Linked DNA regions of Homo sapiens: region 1 is linked to region 2. A link is a contact called in ENCODE Hi-C or POLR2A ChIA-PET data. All regions are on one chromosome and are shown on one strand. Each heading gives the region's core, a stretch centred on a gene start or an enhancer-like site at or near the end of the contact. The rest is flanking DNA. Distances are from core to core; before and after follow the strand shown. Region 1 overlaps EGFLAM (EGF like, fibronectin type III and laminin G domains). Region 2 overlaps ADAMTS12 (ADAM metallopeptidase with thrombospondin type 1 motif 12).

The links. A loop is a pair of places that touch in the nucleus more often than their neighbours do. ChIA-PET counts read pairs that join two places held with the same protein, here RNA polymerase II (POLR2A). Pooled maps may share reads with other maps.
Region 1: a loop to region 2 is called in a pooled map, with 26 times the contacts of the local background. The contact joins two enhancer-like sites. A Hi-C loop is called at or near these places in 1 of 37 single-sample maps with no recorded cell type and 2 of 50 pooled maps. POLR2A ChIA-PET finds 5 or more read pairs at or near these places in 1 of 52 experiments (PC-9).

What each region holds. Positions count from the first base shown.
Region 1 is chr5:38,447,240-38,453,540 of GRCh38, reverse strand. EGFLAM (EGF like, fibronectin type III and laminin G domains) reads right to left here. Exons shown (of 22, transcript NM_152403.4): 18 at 5,162-5,240; 19 at 2,083-2,226. The region is part of intron 1 of EGFLAM-AS5 (EGFLAM antisense RNA 5); the gene reads left to right. Among named protein-coding and RNA genes, the nearest start is that of EGFLAM-AS5, 18 kb to the left of the region's middle. Within about 2 kb of position 2,765, at least 2 of the 41 ENCODE cell types and tissues checked have a DNase peak (open chromatin) inside an H3K27ac peak, as active enhancers do.
Region 2 is chr5:33,844,778-33,851,779 of GRCh38, reverse strand. All of the region lies in intron 2 of ADAMTS12 (ADAM metallopeptidase with thrombospondin type 1 motif 12), which reads left to right. Among named protein-coding and RNA genes, the nearest start is that of ADAMTS12, 44 kb to the left of the region's middle. RefSeq lists an enhancer at 1,377-1,878. Within about 2 kb of position 1,584, at least 4 of the 41 ENCODE cell types and tissues checked have a DNase peak (open chromatin) inside an H3K27ac peak, as active enhancers do.

The DNA.
Region 1 (6,301 bases), core at 1,516-4,015, 4.6 Mb before region 2:
GTCTCCAAAGTCCCCAACAATCATAAGATGGAGTCACTTAGCATGCTCTGCTATTTAGGGAATAGCATAACATTGGACAAGTGACATTTCCTCTCAAAATGCCTTTTATTCAAACAGAAAGATTTCTGTTATCCTACTTGGGCTGTCAGTAATCTTAGCACAGGACCAACAGAAGCCCCAGAATTAAGTCTTCAGCTTCTCCACTGTTTAGTGATCCCTGCTTTGTCTATTTCAATTCAATTACTTTCATATCATTTAGCAAACACTTGAGCTAGTCATCAGAGGGTGAATTAAGAAGTAGAAGTCCAAGAAATGAGTTCCCCCATGGAACTCAAAGCTTTGAGGGTATCAGAATCGTCTGGGGAAGCGGTTACCACACGGATTGCTGGACCCCACCCCTAGAGTGTTTCTGGTTCAGTAGATCAGGTTGGGGCCTGAGAACGTGGATTTCTAACAAGTTCCCAGGTGATGCTGGGGCTGCTGGTCTGGGGACCACACTTGGAAAGCCACTGTCTAGATGAGCGATGTCTAACCTCATGTGAGGATGTGCCATGACAATCTCTAGAGAAGTGTTTTGATATTACACGAGACAGGCCCTGCCCCTTGGAAGCTCAGCTTTCACCCAATCTGGTAAGAAGAGTGGGGAGAACTCATTCAGGTAATTCTTTAACCACTTCATAGCTATGCATTTGACAAATTTGGAAACAGTCTAAATTCACTTAAAAGAGGGAAGAACTTCTGGCACTGCGTTATCGGTAACACCCAAGAAGTATTTACAAAACTCTCATGTTGGGTGGATCTATTGAGACATGAATCTGTGCTTTGTTCCTCTGGCAGCAGGAGACTTGAAAGCAGGGATTCTCCTTCCCACAGCTACACAGCTAACAGGGAGCAGAGTCAGAATTTAAAGTCAGGGCTCCTGGAGCTTAGGGTTTTAGACCTCCCTGAGCTGCTGAGTCTTAGGCTGAGTACTCACTTCTATGCTTGGCCTTTGTGCTTGGCAGTATCCAAGTCTTCTTTCTGCCCCTTCCTAATTTATGAGTAGGGAACATGCAGCAGTAACACACTAGAACAAGGGCACAGAATTGTTCCTCACAGGGCTAGACGGTCAATTCCTAAGGCTCTGCCATGCAGTTCCTATTGAAGCTACTCAAGTGTGCCATTGTAGCATGAACATGGCCACAGGCAATATATAAATGAGAGAGTACAAGCCAGGCACAGTGATTCATGCCTGTAATCCCAGCACTTTGGGAGGCCGAAGCGGGTGGATCACCTGAGGTCAGGGTTTGAGACCAGCCTGGCCAACATGGTGAAACCCCGTCTGTACAAAAAATACAAAAAGCCAGACATGGTGGCACGTGCTATAATCCCAGCTACTAGGGAGGCAGAGGTAAGAGAATCACTTGAACCCAGAAGGCAGAGGTTGCAGTGAGCCGAGATTGCGCCACTGCACTCTGGCCTGGGCGACAACAGCAAGACCCTGTCTCAAAAAAAAAAAAAAAAAGTCCTGTTGGAATACTGCTGTACTCTTTTTTTTTTTTTTTTTTTTGAGATGGAGTCTTGCTCTGTCACCCAGGCTGGAGTGCAGTAGCGCGATCTCAGCTCACTGCAACATCTGCCTCATGGGTTCAAGCCATTTTCCTGCCTCAGCCTCCCTAGTAGCTGGGATTACAGGTGCCTGCCACCACACCCGGCTAATTTTTGTATTTTTTAGTAGAGATGGGGTTTCTCCATGTTGCTCAGGCTGGTCTCAAACTCCTGATCTTAAATGATCTGCCCACCTCGGCCTCCCGAAGTGCTAGGATTACAGGCGTGAGCCACTGTGCCCGGCCCCAGCAAGACTTTATTTACAAAAAAGAGTGGTGGGTCAGATTTGGCCTGCAGGCCATAGTTTGCTGACTGCTGCTCTATAAGATGAATGTTGGAAAGAAAGACCAGGAGCTTCCAATAAGCCTTGAAGCTTCAGGCTTCAGCCAATTCCAGCAGACTGTGTTCTGGCTCCCTTCTGAATCACTCTGGCATGATCTGCAATGTCTGAGAAAATCGCAAGGTGCTGCTGAAGGCAGATGGAGAGGGGGTTACCTGAACACGAGGGCTCCATCCCGAAGGCCCAAGGAAATGAAGTCGCTGTTGGGTCTCATGGGGCTGTCTCCCCTCCACAGCAAAAGGCCATCCTTGGCAGTTGTTTTAAACCTCATGAACACATTTGATCTTGATCCTGACACCCTGGAGGAAATACACAAATAAGTCCACCAAATCAACCACCAACATCTGTTTCCGAGTAATTCCAGTTTTGTCTGCCAGCCCTGAGGAACCAGATGTAAGGATAGTCTGGCACTTTCTGACACTTACTTCATTACCACGAGTCGCACCACGGGTCTAAAGGTCTGGACTGCTCACTCAGCAGCAGTCTCTCTCCCCAAGCACTGTGAACCCCACCAGAGAGCATTTGCTGAGTGACAGATTAGCAAGACTATGGCCAATGTCACAGCTTAGGCTGCACCCCCATACACACCTCATTCTTTTCTCTTTCCTGTTTTACTACTCAGGGGCCCCATTCCCCAACAGAAAGTGTGTTTCCTAATTACCAAGAGGTTCAAATTGGCAGCCACTCTGGGCTAGGACCACGGCTGTGGATGGCCAGCTCTGGCCGGTGACTGTCCTTGGGGACAAGGTCTAGACAGGGAAAATACCCAAGCGATGGCGTCTCAGACAAAGGAACAAGGCCTGATAGTGAATGGTCTGGAGTGGTGTTGAGGCAGAGCCAGGGTGGAGAAGAACAGGAAGCTTCGAGGAAAGGAGGGGTGCTCAGGCTAGGCCAGCTCCATGCTCTATAGCCACGGCTGGGAATAGGTTCACAGGCTGACATGCTCTTAGCAATGCTTGGGAATAGACTAGTTCAGAAATTCATTCTTATTAGTGTGATCAGTGTTTCATCTTGCACAGAGAAAAGAGGAAGGCTGAGGTCCTTGAATCAAGGGTGAGATAGGAGGAAACATAATTTAACATTGCTACTAGCATAATGTCATTGGAAAAGTTTCTTTGTCCATTCTCTAGTCACTTGAGCCATCCCTCTGTCTGTCTCACACACCTGGGTCTGTGTCTGCAGTGTCCTCAATCGTGAACAGTGGAGGGAACTATTATCTAGGCTTCCCAGAGCCTGAGCTCGTCAGGAAGAGACCAAGTTTGCATTTCCCATGCAGGGCCTCAGAACAGTGAGGGAAGAGCGAGGCCCCCCAGGCCAGGTTCAGCACAATCTAGCACTGACCCATTCCCTAGAGACCTGCTTTGCCCAGATTTTCGCTCAGGTTCCTTCCCTCTCCCATTTGCCTTGGGTATATTGATTGGTTACAAGCCAATCAAGAGGTTCTCATTTCTCTTGCCAGTGATTGGTTTAGGGGCAGGCATGTGGCAGCACAGAAGAGACACAATCATATCCCTTTTGTCCAATGAGATACAATTCTGGGAAGAATTCCTTCTCTTTTAAAAAGAGTCATATGAGAAAAAAAGTCTTTTGGACTTCCACTGGATGTAGTCAGAGTCATCTTATGTGCAGCTTATGGGCAGCTGGGGAGTGGCCTCTGGAGAAGACGCTGAGGACAGCAAGCAAGAAATAGGGATGAGATTGGAATATTTGAGGGTACAGCTGCTTCTCTTAATTAATCAACCCAAGATCCAGTGTAAGTCTGGACTCCTTGTGATATGAAATAGTAAATATCCCTCATGGGTAAGGCATTTTAAGCTGAACTTTCTGTTACTTGGCACCAAAGATATCTGACTGAAATAGACCCTGAACTTGACTTTTACCTGCAGCCTCACACACATGCATTTATACTTTCATATACATACACACACACACACACACATGCATGCGCACACACACATACACACACACTATGGCCCTTGAGGTAGCTGTGGTTTTGGGCCTCATGTCTCCTGCTCTCATCAAGCCCCTCTACTCCCCCAAACCACCTAGTGGTCTCTCACTAACCCCCAGAGACTGAAGGCTTGGGCCCCTTTCACGCTGTCACTGCTTTCTAGGGACTGAATGACCTTCCATCTTTGGAGAGAAAGGGCTGAAGAAGGAGGACGGTCTCTCTTGGCTGGGAATCCATTTTACCTAAGTCCCCATGCCAAGACAACGTAGATTAATACAACCTGGGATTAGAGAAGTGAAGCAGTGTCTGCCTGGTGTGTGTTGGGCGTTACCAGGGACATCCAATGCCCTAGGAGAATTCCTCCCAACCACATTTTGTTCCCTGAAAAGCCACCAAACTCCACCCTAAGAACTGGATGCCTTTCGCTTAAAGATTTGCCCTTGTGTGTTAAGATGCAGTCAATCTGAAGAGGAAGGAAAATCCCAGAATGATTGTGTGGGGAGCAGAAAGGGGAATAGCACACTAGAAACCACAAAGAACTGGGGAAGGGAAAGAAAGAGATAAGGGGCAAACTGAAAGTGCCAAAGACAAGCTTGACCGAGTTGAGGATTTTGCCATGTCAAAGGCTATTCCAAACCAAGAGCGAGGACTCCAGGCCAGGGCTGGGACTTCTGCCACCAGGGGTGAGATGCCATGGCTGTGACTTGGGCATTTCCCTGTATCCACATGAAGAGAGCTGAGAAGCCTCTCACTGAACTGGCCAGAGCCTGAAGAGGACAAGAGACCTTTGCTGATGAAGACGCAGGGTAGGTATGGACTCAGCAGGGAATGGGCTTGGATCTGTCTGTCCTTCTGCTGCTGGCCCAGGTCAGAGCTGCACACTCTGGCCACGGCACAGCACGGAACTGCCCTGCTCACAGAATCATAGTCATCACTCAGGCTTCAGGAACATCACATTCTCACTGTTTCTCGAAGCCTGAATACTGGAAACTCTGGGACCAGTCGTGTCTCTCTCTCCAGGCCCTTTGACCAGAAAGATACTGGATCTTTTGTAACAGGGTTATCTGAAAGGTCAATTTCTCAAGTTTAGTTTGTTTTTTGTTTTATTTTGCTCTAGTTTCTATGTTTATTTCTTGTTGTGTGTGTTTTTCCCCTGAGGCCATGGCTGAATGGTCTTCTTTGAGAATTATCTTCTGGCATGAAATATAAGAAAAAGCCCTGAGAAAGATATAGAGAAATTTACCCCCAGAAAGCTGAGGAAGGTGCCTGTTGAAGCTTATTACCTCTTCAAGATATCTGGGTTGTCATACGTCAGGTAACTGCGGCCGATAAACTGCGGGATCTCAATGGCTTCTATGATCGCTGGGACAGAACAGAAAAAGGAGGTTACATAGTATGTGGTTCTCTTGACCCCTGCACTCACACACATGGCAGGAAAACACCCAGCTCCTGGAAATAGGATGTTTAACAATTCATCAGCCCCTTCCCTTCGGCTGCACGCATATTTGGCCAGGTTCACAGTTGCCCAACCCCATGGCCTGGGGTTGGCTTCTCCCCCATTTTTCCCTCCTGGGGAAGTATTGTCCCTGCCTCTGGCCTCAGCGCTGCTGAGAAGGCCTCACAATGTGCTGAAACTTGAACTGTTCCCAATTATTCTTGGAAGCCAAAGAGCAGCTCTTGGGCCATGTGGGGAGCAGCTGGGGATAACCCCAGATGTTCTCCTAGGGAGGCAGAGAAAACAAATCCCTAAATAAGGCCCACTAGGATTCTTGAAAGCTAATTTGCTGCAGAACCTTTTAAGCTAGGACTTCGAGAGACTCTAAAGCACTATGAATGAGGCTTGGACTCCCGCATTTCTGATCACTTTCCAGTGTATTTCACAAGATCTTTTTTTTTTTTTTTTTTTGAAACAAAGTTTCGCTCTGGTTGCCCATGCTGGAGTGAAATGGCGCGATCTTGGCTCACTGCAACTTCCACCTCCTGAGTTCAAGCAATCCTCCTGCATCAGCCTCTCAAGTAGCTGGGATTACAGGCACCTGCCACCAAGCCTGGCTAATTTTTGTATTTTTAGTAGAGATGGGGTTTCACCACATTGGCCAGGCTGGTCTCGAACTCCTGACCTTAGGTGATCCACCCGCCTCGGCCTCCTAAAGTGCTGGGAATTACAGGCATGAGCCACTGTGCCTGGTCTATTTCACAAGATCTTCACTACAATCTCATGAAGTAGCAGGTAGTATGGGGGAAGGGAAGGGTTGGTTATTCTCATTTTATGGAAGAAGAAAGTGAGGAGTAGAAAGCATGGAGGATTTGCCTGAGATCACGTAGTTAAGAGAGCACTAGGCCTTGAAACTGACCAGCTCTTCTTAATTCTGGCTTCTGGCCCCCTCTCAACTTTCCAATATTTTAGAAATGCATTTTCTTCC
Region 2 (7,002 bases), core at 335-2,834:
CTAGGCTTACTGAAAAAGACATAAAAGCATCTCTGCATCTTTTTTCTTCATTTATTTGAAATTGCATTGCAGCAGAGGGCACATCTGATCTTGGAGGTTGGATATTGTGGGGGACTGGGCAGCAATCCAGTATCCCTTCTGAGCAGATACTCTTTTCTATCTGGAAGGTTGTGATAACAGTTGCTTTGGCAATGACCAGAGGAGGATTTGAGATGTATCGGTGAGTGCTTTACATCCCTCCTCTGGAAAGGATTCTCTCTTTTACTAGTAAATCCTTTTAATTCAATTAGTTAATTCAACTGTTTCAATAAAGAGATTCAAATTTGACAAATAGACTCCTCTTTCCTTTTATTTTATTTTATTTTTTTGAGATGGAGTCTCGCTGTGTCACCCAGGCTGGAGTGCAGTGGCGTGATCTCGGCTCACTGCAAGCTCTGCATCCTGGGTCCATGCCATTCTCCTGCCTCAGCCTCCCGAGTAGCTGGGACTACAGGTGCCCACCACCATGCCTGGTTAATTTTTTGTATTTTTAGTAGAGATGGGGTTTCACCACGTTAGCCAGAATGATCTCGATCTCCTGACCTCGTGATCTGCCTGCCTCGGCCTCCCAAAGTGCTGGGATTACAGGCATGAGCCACTGTGTCTGGCCTCCTTTTATTTTTATTGCTAGCTTAGTCCACTGTGATTTAGGCTTAAGACTTCAGAAGAGTACTCTGTCATGCGCAAGCACTGGACTTGGAGTTGGGAGACCTGAAGTTTATGCCTGAATGCTCCCATCTAGCCAGAAGCTCTAAGAGAAGTTTCTTAACACTCAAGATTCCAGCTTCTTTTTCTGGGAAATGAAGGCTAATTCCTAAGATCTTATAGAACTCAGGAACTCTGACCAAAGCATATCACCTCATGGGGTGATACGTGCAAAATTAGGTATATAGTTGTTTGTTTTATTGGTGGGTGACCTTAGACAAGACTTCGCCTCTTTAGATCTATTACTTTGGGTGAACTGGATCCTTGCAGCCCAGGGACCAGCAGGATGGGAAAAAACTCTCTCTTTGACCTTTGAATCTGAAAAACTAAACAGTCAAAAAATATGAAGGTGAGAAATAATATCCTAGCCCAGGTCATCCAGAGTAGATATTTACACTGTAACATTTTCTGTGCTGTGGACATGGATGGTGGCAGCATGATGCTGGTATCAGACTGTTCCTGTGAGGAAAAGGCTGCTGCAATGAGAGAGGCCTATGGTGTCGAGAGCCTGTTGGGCTTTCCAGGTAGGCAGATTTCAGTCATTAGCTCTGTAACTTTGGGCATGTTAGCTCTGAGATTGTAAAAGGGGCTGACAGCACCTGTTTTGGTTGGGAGGATGGGTGTGTAGCACTTAGCATAGTGCCACACCAAGAACTCTCTTGTGAAAGGGAACAAGAAGGCCTCCCAGAGGTCGCCGTGGCCAGCTTCCCCTGAGGTCTGATTAATCCTCTCTTTTAGTGAAACTTTCTGCTGAGTCATTGTGTCTGAAACCCAGAGGCATGTGAGACCATGCCACATCCTGGGTCAGGAAGTCCCCTTTCACCTGCTTAACCGATGTGCAGGTGACGGACCATTAGACGCTCGTGGTAAGGGTGGGTCACAGTCTGGTGGTGAGATCTGCTCCGTACAGACGATATGGTAAGAACAGATCATCTATTGAGAGTGAAAATCTCCGTGAGAGGAATCTAGGCTTTTCCCCCTTCGTTTTATAATACGTTTAGCAGGTAATAAGTTCACATGCTACAAAACTTAAAAGATAAAAAGGATTTACACTATAAAATACATCTCCCACCTGCCTCTGCTACTAGTATAGTGTGTGTATATATTATATACACATGCTATCTATATGTAGGTAATACATATATAATATGCTATGCAATACATATATATATTGATACAATGTATATTGCTATGCAATACATATATATTGATACAATGTATATATTGCTATGCAATACATATATAGATACTATATATTGCTATGCAATACATATATAGATACTATATATTGCTATGCAATACATATATAGATACTATATATTGCTATGCAATACATATATAGATACCATATATTGCTGTGCAATACATATATAGATACTATATATTGCTATGCAATACATATATATTGCTATGCAATACATATATATTGCTATGCAATACATATGTGTATTGCTATGCAATACACATGTGTATTGCTATGCAGTACATATATGTATATATTGCTATGCAATACATATATATATATTGCTATGCAATACATATATATATATTGCTGTGCAATACATATATATATATTGCTGTGCAATACATATATATATTGCTATTCAATACATATATATATTGCTGTGCAATACATATATATATATTGCTGTGCAATACATATATATATTGCTATTCAATACATATATATATTGCTATTCAATACATATATATATAGCTATGCAATACATATATATATATTGCTATGCAATACATATATATATTGCTATGCAATACATATATATATATTGCTATGCAATACATATATATATATTGCTATGCAATACATATATATATATTGCTATGCAATACATATATATATTGCTATGCAATACATATATATATTGCTATGCAATACATATATATATATTGCTATGCAATACATATATATATTGCTATGCAATACATATATATATTGCTATGCAATACATATATATATATTGCTATGCAATACATATATATATATTGCTATGCAATACATATATATATATTGCTATGCAATACATATATATATATTGCTATGCAATACATATATATAGATGTCTCTTCTCAACAGCTTAGATGAAAACACCACGATATATATATATCATGTGTGTGTATAATATATACACATTAAAGCTACTTAGGTGATTCTGGTGCAGCCAGGTTTGTAAGCTAATAATCTACGTTCTAGATTCATATTTTCTCTTCTGCTTCTCCAAGGCCTGCCCTCCCACTTCTCTTTTTCAGTGCTAATACTTGCAATCACCCTAGGTGATAGACACTCAAAATACTTCTGCTAAGAATAGAAGCCTGCTTGCATTTTCCCTAGGCAAGTTGTCATTGGGGCAACTGATTCAGAATACATCTCAACAATTCCAACAACCTCAAGTAACCTGTATAAAAGATAGGACTCTCTGAAGTCCAGTTTTGCAACTAATACCAATGAGGGAAACACAAATTTGACTTCTCAGGATTGGAGAGAAACATTTCTCATGATGTAGACATGTGTATCATAGGAAACATCCTACAGACAGTTTTCTTAAAATCTTGTATAGATCTTGTTCTTGTCTTCAACATTTCACATTCACATTCACAGAAGCTTCTGAAATCCCTCCATCTTTCACCTCACTATGTCGCTTGTTTGTCTATCCTCTGCCCTCATGTTGACTTCCTGTTGGGTGACAACTGGCACTTCAGGTTCTGGATTCTGGCTGAGCTGAGACACTCCAAGGTGGCTGGTGGTGGTCTGGGCAACTCCAGGTACTCAGGCATTTCCTTGCTTCACTTTTTTTTTTTTTTAAACAGAGTCTTACTCTGTTACCCAGGCTGGAGTGCAGTGGTGCGATCTTGGCTCATTGCAACCTCCGCCTCCTGGATTCAAGCGACTCTCCTGCCTCAGCCTCCTGAGTGGTTGGGATTACAGGCACCTGCCACAATGCCCTGCTCCTTTTTTTGTATTTTTAGTAGAGATGGGGTTTCACCATATGGGCCAGGCTGGTCTCAAACTCTTGACCTCAAGTGATCTGACCACCTTGGCCTCCCTAAGTGCTGGGATTACAGGTGTAAGCCACTGCACCTGGCCATTGTTTCACTCTTTATGGAAGGGAGAGGATATCCTTGGAAACACAATTTCTTCCTGTGACAGATCTTTGGTGAATACAGTCTTCTACCTCATTCACCTTACAGGTGCTGTGCCCACCCATTAAAGGTGGCCTGTTTTCTGGTAACAGCTTCACCTGAGCCTCTCCAAGGCCCTCTTTGCCTAACTTACTGCTACTTTTATCTTCCTTGGCAGTTAAGTAATCCTATACTTGATCATTTGGGTATAATCATTCTGGGTTTGATCCAGTCCTTGAAACTTCCTTTTCTTTCTTTCTTTCTTTTTTTTTTTGAGATGGAGTTTTGCTCTTGTTGCCCAGGCTGGAGTGCAATGGCGCGATCTCGGCTCACCACAATCTCCATCTCCCGGGTTCAGGTGATTCTCCTGCCTCAGCCTCCCGAGTAGCTGGGATTATAGGCATGTGCCACCTTGCCCGGCTAATTTTTGTGTTTTTAGTAGAGACGGGGTTTCTCCATGTTGGTCAGGCTGGTCTCCAACTCCCGACCTCAGGTGATCCACCAGCCTAGGCCTCCCAAAGTGCTGGGATTACAGGCGTGAGCCACAGTGCCTGGCCGAAACTTCCTGTTTTTTATTAGTGTCCTGTGGGCAGTGAACATGTGGTCTGGCCAGGCTTGCATGAAGGTGCTACCCTTGAGTCTGGACATGGGTAGAAATGCTTGTGGATACGTGAAGATCCACATATCTCTGAGATAGATCTACACATCTGTAACATAGCACCTTTAACATTTTCCTTCTCTCAGGGCCTTTGTGCTGGATTAGGGCTTCACTCTCAGTTCTTCTCACAGGCCAACTTGGGAGTTCTACTGTAGGACAGACCCCCACGAAGTTGTTTGTTTTCCCTTTCTGGAACTTGATCAGAGGCAGCTGGTGTCTTGCCTGGATAAGTAGCAAAGTGGGAGAGAAGACAGAAAGGAGGTATTGGTGGGCAAGAGAAGCTCCAGTTGTTAATCTAGTACATCAGAAGAAAGAAGCAATATTGCTACATCTTGGGGAAGCCCAAGAATATGGTCTTTGATCATCAAATGAGCTAATTGGTGTGCAATTTTATTTTATCTTTTTAGGACTCATTGCTTCATAGTTGTGCTGAAAAGCCTTCAAACCTCCGGGGACAAACATTTCCTTAATCAGAACAAAGTTTCAGGAATTTATTAACAAGTATTCGTTAGGTACCCATTGTGTGTTCTGCAAGGTGTTTACTACTATTGAGGACACAAAGAAATATAAGATGTAGCTACCCCCACCCCCATCAAGATCTCTAACTTTGCCTTTGAAGCCTTCACATGATACACTCCTGAACTGTTGAGTCTTGTGTTGCTTATCATTGCTCTTCTCAGAAGATGGAGGAAAACATGAGCTCTGGAGCAGCAATCAAGGCCGTCTTCCTAGAAGATGAGCATTTGAGCTTGACCTAGAAAAATGAGTAAAAAGGAACTTTAGAAACTCAATTCTATTACTGGCTTTGGGGGCTATTACAGCATTTCAAGTGTTTGGTTTTATTTTCAGGTTAGAGAACAGAGGGAAGGAGTGAATCACTGTGAAAGCCTGATGTTTAGGTGGCTGTTTATTTTAGAGACAGAAGAATTCAGTTAATCAAACATATGGGACATCTAGTAAGTATTGGAAACAGTACATGACACTGTTTTCTGATAACTCCAGTTTCTTCAGTCTAGAATAATTCCTCTGCCTTTCTTTAGCTCTTATGACCTTGACACTTTCGAAGATTATAGACCAGTTATTTTGTAGGATGTCCCTCAGTTTGGGTTTGTCTGACGTTGGCTTATGATTTGATTCAGATTGTGCACATGATACAGTTTGGATATTTGTCCCCTCAAAATTTCATGCTGAAGTTTGATCCCAAGTGCTGGAGGTGGGCCCTGGTGGGAGGTATTTGGGTCATTGGAGTGGATCCTTAATGTATGGGGAGCTGCCATTTTGTGGGAGTGAGTTCCCACTGCAACACCTGGTTGTTGACAAGAGGCTGGCACCTCCTCTGCTCCCTCTTTTCCTTTCGTTCTCTCTCCTGCTTCCTCTCTCACTGTGTGATATCAGCCCCACTTTGCTTTCCACCATGAGTGGAGAGATGGCATCTTTGGCAGAAATAGCCGGAAGTGACCATGTATTTTCTCATTGCATCCTATCAAGTGTCACATACTTCTGATTTGTCTCATTTCTGCTACTCATTTTGATTACTTGATTAAGATGATGTCTACTAGGCTTCTCTCCTGTAAAGTTAGTCTTTTTTCTCTTTCTAATTAATATACATTTGAGGGAAAATGCTTTGAAACTATGTGAGCACTCTGTTCCTCATCAGACATGCAATTTATTTATTCATGTATTTATATTGGTATGGTCTTATGCTTATGTCTGTACTAATGTAACATCATTATTTAATATGTTATTACTATTATATCTGTTATTATTAATACATAACGGCAGTATTTATGATGATATTCAATTATCTCAGTTTGGTCAGTGGGAGCCCCTTCAATCTGGCTTCTGTGTCTTTTGCCTCATCCCATCATTCTTTGAGTATGCTCTTGCTTTCTGGGACAATAAGATGTTCTAGGGTCATTTTGTACTTTCCCAGCCCTATAGTTATTTCTTCAGGGAACCTTTTTCTCCCTCCTCTGAAGAGTGATATTTTGAAGCAAAGATCTGGGCACAAAATGTGCTCATTGCTATCAGGTGCTGCTGTTCCAGACCCTCTCAATGGACAGAGGTAGAGAATATGTGTGTATATGGGCATATGTGCATGTAAGCCACAATACCTGCTTGCAGCTCTAGTTATTAGTGTATCTATATACTAATATACATGTATGGAAAATTATGGGTTTACACTAATGTTGTAGTCCTCCCTTATCTATGGTTTCACTTTCTGTTTTCAGTTTACCTGTGGCCGACTGTGGTCTGAAAATTTTAAATAAAAAATTTCAGAAATTATCGGGGAACCTGCCCCCAGTAGTCATGTAGGTTCTTTTCTATTTTCCATAAGCATCGGCCGGGTTGAGAAATAAAGGGACAGAGTACAAAAGAGAGATTTTAAAGCTGGGCGTCCGGGGGAGGCATCACATTTCGGTAGGTTCCGTGATGCCCCACAAGCCGCAAAACCAGCAAGT